Regions from separate parts of the Homo sapiens genome. Here region 1 is linked to region 2. Evidence: chromatin contacts called from ENCODE POLR2A ChIA-PET data. All regions are on one chromosome and are shown on one strand. Each heading gives the region's core, a stretch centred on a gene start or an enhancer-like site at or near the end of the contact. The rest is flanking DNA. Distances are from core to core; before and after follow the strand shown. Region 1 overlaps CEBPA (CCAAT enhancer binding protein alpha). Region 2 overlaps RHPN2 (rhophilin Rho GTPase binding protein 2).

The links. ChIA-PET counts read pairs that join two places held with the same protein, here RNA polymerase II (POLR2A).
Region 1: POLR2A ChIA-PET joins it to region 2 with 17 read pairs in IMR-90. The contact joins two enhancer-like sites. POLR2A ChIA-PET finds 5 or more read pairs at or near these places in 3 of 52 experiments (HepG2, IMR-90 and naive thymus-derived CD8-positive, alpha-beta T cell).

What each region holds. Positions count from the first base shown.
Region 1 is chr19:33,296,870-33,300,140 of GRCh38, reverse strand. CEBPA (CCAAT enhancer binding protein alpha) reads left to right here. Exons shown (of 1, transcript NM_004364.5): 1 at 1-207. Among named protein-coding and RNA genes, the nearest start is that of CEBPA, 4.0 kb to the left of the region's middle. Within about 2 kb of position 1,405, at least 8 of the 41 ENCODE cell types and tissues checked have a DNase peak (open chromatin) inside an H3K27ac peak, as active enhancers do.
Region 2 is chr19:33,023,087-33,026,403 of GRCh38, reverse strand. All of the region lies in intron 3 of RHPN2 (rhophilin Rho GTPase binding protein 2), which reads left to right. Among named protein-coding and RNA genes, the nearest start is that of RHPN2, 40 kb to the left of the region's middle. Within about 2 kb of position 1,828, at least 3 of the 41 ENCODE cell types and tissues checked have a DNase peak (open chromatin) inside an H3K27ac peak, as active enhancers do.

The DNA of each region.
Region 1 (3,271 bases), core at 156-2,655, 270 kb before region 2:
CCCAGCCCCTCCGGCCTGGGCTGCCCACAAGGCTTGTCCCCCAGAGGCCCTGGCTCCTGGTCGGGAAGGGAGGTGGCCTCCCGCCAACGCATCACTGGGGCTGGGAGCAGGGAAGGACGGCTTGGTTCTCTTCTTTTGGGGAGAACGTAGAGTCTCACTCTAGATGTTTTATGTATTATATCTATAATATAAACATATCAAAGTCAATGTCGGTGTCTTTTTAAAACCAGAAAGAAGCTACTTCCAAGGTTGTCTGTGGGCCAGGTCACATTTGTAAATAATACAGCATTTTCCCTGGCGGCAATCCTGACTTTCATGAGCTCTCCATCCATCCTGAGCCCCTCTTACCCTAAGGGGGTGACTTACTTCCCCCAGGCAAGACAAATAAATAGCAGAGGACAAGGCTCCAAATGGAGTATGTCCAGAGCCTGAAGGCAGTCTCTTGGGGTCAGGGGAGGGGGCTGAAGGGGTTACTGGGCTGAGGCCTTGGCGAGGCTTCTTATCTGCCCCGGGGAGGAGGAGAGGGAGTCCTCTGCCTGAGGGGTAGGCCTGGCTAAGCAGCCCTAGGCTCAAGGAGCCCTTTGTGCAGACTTCCTTGCAAATCACCTACAGCTGCAGCCCTGGCCACTCACACACACCGCAGCTCCAGATTCCAGCAGGACCCTCGGCCAGCAGGAAGAGGCCTCCAGTGGTAGGACCCTCCAACCCTCTCCTCTTTCCCTAGACCATGTGGCTACACCCTACCCCTGCGAGGCCCGAAGGCAGCCTGAAGAGAGAGACCCCTCCATCCAGCCCTCCACACCTGCCCAGCCCCAGCCCTCACAAGAAAGGGGGCTGAGGCAGGCCTGCAACAGGGGTCTGGTCCTGCCCCACACACTGGCTGTTCAAGAACCCACCCAGCATCCACACTCCCCACTGCATTCATCCCAGACCCAGCAGGGGACTGAGTGCTGGTGTGCCCCCAACTCCAATGAGCACCCTGTAAGGTCAGGCACTCCGGCACCCCCTTAGCAGCAGTGACAGCCAAGCAAGGGAGGGCAGCCCTTATCCCTGAACTAACAAGGCCCGGGAGAAAGAGGCCCAGGAGGCTGATGGTGCTTTTCAGATTTTACCCTCACGGAGGGTAAAAGATAAATTGCACTTTTCTTTTTTTTTTAACTCTGTACCGAGAGAATGTTCACTGAGTGGCTTACTGTGTGTACCAATGCGGGCTGGGGCATTTTCGAGAAATTACACATTCCTTTTACACTCTGGAAGCTTAGCTTTACCTGCCTGCGTGGTTAGCTGGCACCCCTTCCGGCCCCCCACTCTGTCCTGTGTCTGGCCGCCTCCTCACCCACGGCCGCCCTTGGCAGAGGAGAGGCCACGAGCCCAGTGAGGAGGCGGCGCCTGCCCCGCCACCCTGGGAACAGAGGAGGCAGAGCCCCGCCGCGTGCCCCGAGGCCTGGGGCAGGTCGCAGCTTGCTAAGCCCCAGCAAACCCTCTGAGTTCAGTGCTAATTCCAGTTTTTCTTGTTTGAGGGGGCTGATCCCTGGCTTCCCCCTTTCCCCCCAGAACAGGTCCTAGGACGGGAGGGGGTGGGGCGACCCTCCTGCCCTCACTCCTTCCCCTCCTCTCTGCTGTGCCAGCCCGCTAGGGGCTTCCTCTTTTAAAGCTGATGGCTCCCGGAAGGGATCCCTCCTACCCCGAGTCCTCCTCCTGGTCCTGAGTTCCAGGGTGGGCTTTGTTAGGGACAAGAAGGATCCAATCACATCCAGCCCCAGGAAAGGGATGAGGAGGGCGAGGCCCCCGGGGGGGGCCAAAGTAGAGGGGAGGAAGGTCTTTTGGGCGGCATGGGGTGAACCTGCCCAGCATGTACCCCGTGTCCAGCTGTAGGGGCTTCCCGGGAACAGAGTCACCCTTGGCCACCCACCGCTTCCTGCAGGGTTCCTCACAGTTCCCCTCCTGACTACAGCCTTCAGGAAGAACCATTCCAAGAGCCCAGCACTGAACACACCTCAAGTATTTATCAGATGCCTACTGTATGCCAGGGCCTGCGCCAAAGATGGGGCACTGGGCTGGGAACAAGCCGACTCTGCTCTGGCTCTTGGGGAGCTCACACCCTTGAGGCCCTAAGCTGTGGTTTAAGGTTGCCAAGTGCAATGAAGGGGATCTCAGAGTGTGAACAGGGTCCACCAGGGAGGGCTTTATGGAGGCAGCAGCTTTGATGAAATACCTGGGGAGGGTGGCCTCCTGCTGGCCCCAGTCCCAAGATGCCTGGATGCTTCTCCTTTGCCCTGATCGATCTCCCCTTGACATGTAGCACCTGACTGCAGGGACCTCGCCCCCCTTGCTGCGCCACTCCTGAGCCCTGTGTCCCGTGACAGCGCTGTTCAGGGTTAGCTGGCCTTCAAGGAAAGGGCAAGGGTAGAAGGGAGGGAGGCATCTCCTCTGCTGCCAGATGCGTCCTGATGGCTTAGTGCTGTCACGGATATTACTGTTATCTCCTGGATCTCCTGGGAATCTGTGAACGTGGGGTTTGGCCCTGACACCTGCGATGAGCCACTGGGCCTGGTGAGGAGTGTCTGCCCCTCCCAGCTCTCCCACCTGCTCCTTCCCAGGCAGGAACCTGCCAGGCCTCCTCCAGGAGCTGCTGGTCTCACAGGAGGGGAAGGGGCCACTCATGGGGAAGGACAAGGGATAGCAGAAACCCCTGACTTTGTTTAGCCAAGAGGGGCCTCCAAGGCACCCACAGGCCTTCTCCAGGCATGGGGCAGAGTCCTTGCCTAGATGGTGTTGATATTCCAGCTGTTTCTTTCCTATACTAGTGAGGACGGGAAGGCTTTTCTGTTCTTTTCTTTTTTTAGAGACAGGGTCTCACTTTGTCACCCAGGATGGTGTACAGTGGTGCAGTCACCACTCCCACAACCTCAAACTCCTGAACTCATACAATCCTCGTGCCTCAGCCTCCTACTCAGCCTTTAAGTAGCTGCTGGGATTAATTTTATTTTTCGTAGAGGTGGGGGTCTCACTGTGTTTCCCAGGCTGGTTCAGAATTGCCGGCCTCAAGTGATCTTCCCTCCTCAGCCTCCCAAAGTGCTGGGATTACAAGCGTGAGCCACCCTGCCAGGCCTCTTTTTCCTTTCTTTAGATAAAACTAACCCACTAGCACCTTTGAAAGCTTTCTTGATTCTGTGAAAGACTCTTGCTATCTCTTCTCTCTGGACAACCCCACCTCTCCCCCTCCCCCACGCCCCTCTCTGCCGATGGAGTGTTTGACGTAAGCTGAGGC
Region 2 (3,317 bases), core at 579-3,078:
TGTGGCAGCCCCCACTTTCGGAAGTGAGAGAACCATCAGGTTTGGGGTTGAGTGAGGTGCTAGACTGGAAGGGATGAGCCCATTTGTTGGGAAATACCTGCAGTGTTGGACAAAAAGGCATTTGTGAGGCCGGGCACGGTGGCTCACTCCCGTAATCCCAACACTTTGGGAGGCTGAGGCGGGTGGATCACCTGAGGTCAGTCTGGCCAACATGGTGAAACCCCGTCTCTGCTAAAAATAAAAAAAAAAATAGCCAGGCGTGGTGGTGCACACTTGTAATCCTGGCTTCTCAGAGGCTGAGGCAGAATTGCTTGAACCCGGGAGTTGGACGTTTCAGTGAGCCGAGATCACACTACTGTACTCCAGCCCGGCTGACAGAGCAAGACTCTGTCTCAAAACAAACAGACAAAAAAAAAAAAAAACAAATGAACACAGTATAAAATCTAGTGTAAATATACGTGATGAGCCAAGATAAGTTTAAAAGTTAGATGCCTTGGATTTTATAGTTAATTTTCAGTAATTCCGCGTAGTCACATTTCATAGACACGCAAACATTAGCAAGATATGTTATTAAATTCAACTGAACAGACATTAAGCAAGGATATTTTAGTGGGTCACCATAACTTTCCTAAGAAATATTAAAGGGACATTGTTAGGACAATACCTTTCCAATGTTGGCTAATTATTTCCTCATTTATTTGCCAAGGAACAAAAAGCATACACAAATACTTTGGGATTAAGGCCAAAGGCCAAAATTGACCCTGTAAGGGGAGGCCACTATGCACACACAGAGATTCTGTGCACTGTACTTACGTTGGACTGCAGTCTGTTTCCTAGCTGGAGGGACAAACTGAAACAGAAAAATCCAAATTAAAGTAACACACCAGTCTCCTTTTAAGGTTGTATTTCCTTTTTTTTTTTTGACACAGAGTCTCCCTCTCTTACCCAGGTTGGAGTGCAGTGGAGCGATCTCAGCTCACTGCAATCTCCACCTCCTGGGTTCAAGCGATTCTTGTGCCTCAGCCACCTGAGTAGCTGGGATTACAGGCACGCACCATCACACTTGGCTAATTGTTTTTTTTTTTTTTTTTTAAGTAGAGACAGGGTTTCATCATGTTGCCCAGGTTGGTCTTGAACTCCTGGTCTCAAGTAATCTGCCCGCCTTGGCCTCCCAAAGTGCTGGGATTACAGATGTGAGCCACTGTGCCTGGCCCCTAGGTCAATTTTGAAGGCACTCTATTGTATCATTCTCCATAACTCAATTTTGGAATCGATTTCTTCAACGTGAAAGCCAACAACACCATCCCTCAGAATTGCAATACATCTCCAAAAATGGAGATCTAACTATGAAAGAAATGCCCCTCTTGCCTTATGCCTGTAATCCCGGCTCTTCAGGAGGCTGAGGTGGGGGATCGCTTGAGCCCAGGAGTTCAAGGCCAGCCTGGGCAACATAGTGAAACCCCATCTCTACAAAAAATAGGAAAATTAGCCGGGCATGGTGGTGCACACCTGTAGTCTCAGCTACTCAGAAGGCTGAGGTGGGAAGATCACTTGAGCCAGGGAGGTCGAGACTGTAGTAATGGCAACAGAAAAAAGTCCTGTCTCAAAAAACACAAAAACAAAACAGAACCCTAAGCGAAATGCTTCTTTTTAAGGAGAAATAACTTTGAGACAGTTCAGAGAAGGGTTTACGTGCTTCTTCAGTGTGGGCATGAGACTTCTCAAAAAGTAGGTGGGCCCCAGGGGAAACTCAGTCGGAAAATAGCTCCCGGGATTTGGGAACCTTGAGTCACCTATGGAATGTGTGTTTCCTGGTGCTGGTCCTCTGCAGGGCACCGGGGTGGTTTCAGAGCTGGAGGGGAGGCGTCAGTGTGTGAAACCTCGCTGGCTCTTCCCTTTGTGACACCACATGCCTGGCTTACCTGTGGGCTCCTGTACGGTTTTTATTGTTTGTTTGTTTTATCTTTTTTTGAGATGGAGTCTCTCTCTGTCACCCAGGCTGGAGTGTAGTGGCATGATCTCGGCTCACCGCAACCTCCGCCTCCCAGGTTCAAGCAATCCTCCTGCCTCAGCCTCCTGAGTAGCTGGGACTACAGGCGCATGCCACCATGCCCAGCTAATTTTTTGTATTTTTAGTAGAGACGGGGTTTCACCATGTTGGCCAGGCTGGTCTCGAACTCCTGACCTCGTGATCCACCCACCTCAGCCTCCCAAAGTGCTGGGATTAGTCATGAGCCACCACACCCGGCCTCCTGTGCAGTTTTGAACGCCCAGTCAGTGCGACAGCTAATGGAAGGTTCTCCCAGCCTATGCTCTGGTGTTCAATTCCAGTGTTTGTCCAAAAGGTTCAGGTTCTGGAGGAGGCGAGATGGGGCCAAGGTTTGGGAATAAATGTCGGCTGTTCCACACTCGCATTTGCCATGCCGAAGAGCAGGGACGTGCAACACAGGGCTTCCCACAGAGTGAACCGAAGGTCTCTGGATTGGTCCCTGGGCTCTAGAGTGGCCAGTCACTGCCCTGTGTCATTGGGAAGAGGGAGAGCTGTGCAGATTCAACACGGCACCATGCATTTGGGTCCTGCGCTCTTCTGTTTTCTTTTTTTTCTTTTTTTTTTTTTTTGAGATGGAGTCTCACTGTGTCGCCCAGGCTGGAGTGCAGTGGCACGATCTCGGCTCACTGCAAGCTCTGCCTCCCGGGTTCACACCATTCTCCTGCCTCAGCCTCCCGAGTAGCTGGGACTAAAGGCGCCCGCCACCTTGCCTGGCTAATTTTTTGTATTTTTAGTAGAGACGGGGTTTCACCGTTAGCCAGGATGGTCTCGATCTCCTGACCTCGTGATCCGCCTGCCTCGGCCTCCCAAAGAGCTGGGATTACAGGTGTGAGCCACCATGCCTGGCCCTGTTTTCAAAGTAGATTGTTTCTTTCTTAGCATGGTTGATCTTTTTTTTTTCTTTTTTTTTTTTTTTCCTGAGATGGAGTCTCGCTCTTTTGCCCAGGCCTGGAGTGCAGTGGCGTGATCTTGGCTCACTGCTACCTCCACCTCCTGGTTGAAGTGATTCTCCTGCCTCAGCCTCCTGAGTAGCTGGGATTACAGGCACACATCACCATGCCCAGGTAGTTTTTGTATTTTTAGTAGAGACGGGGTTTTACCATGTTGGCCAGGCTGGTCTTGAACTCCTGACCTCAGGTGATCTACCCATTTCAGCCTCCTAAAGTGATGGGATTATGGGCGTGAGCCACTGCACCTGGCCTGCACTACTGTGTTTTCAAAGTAGACTGTTTCTTTCTTAGCATGGTTGATCTTTACAGTCTTCTAG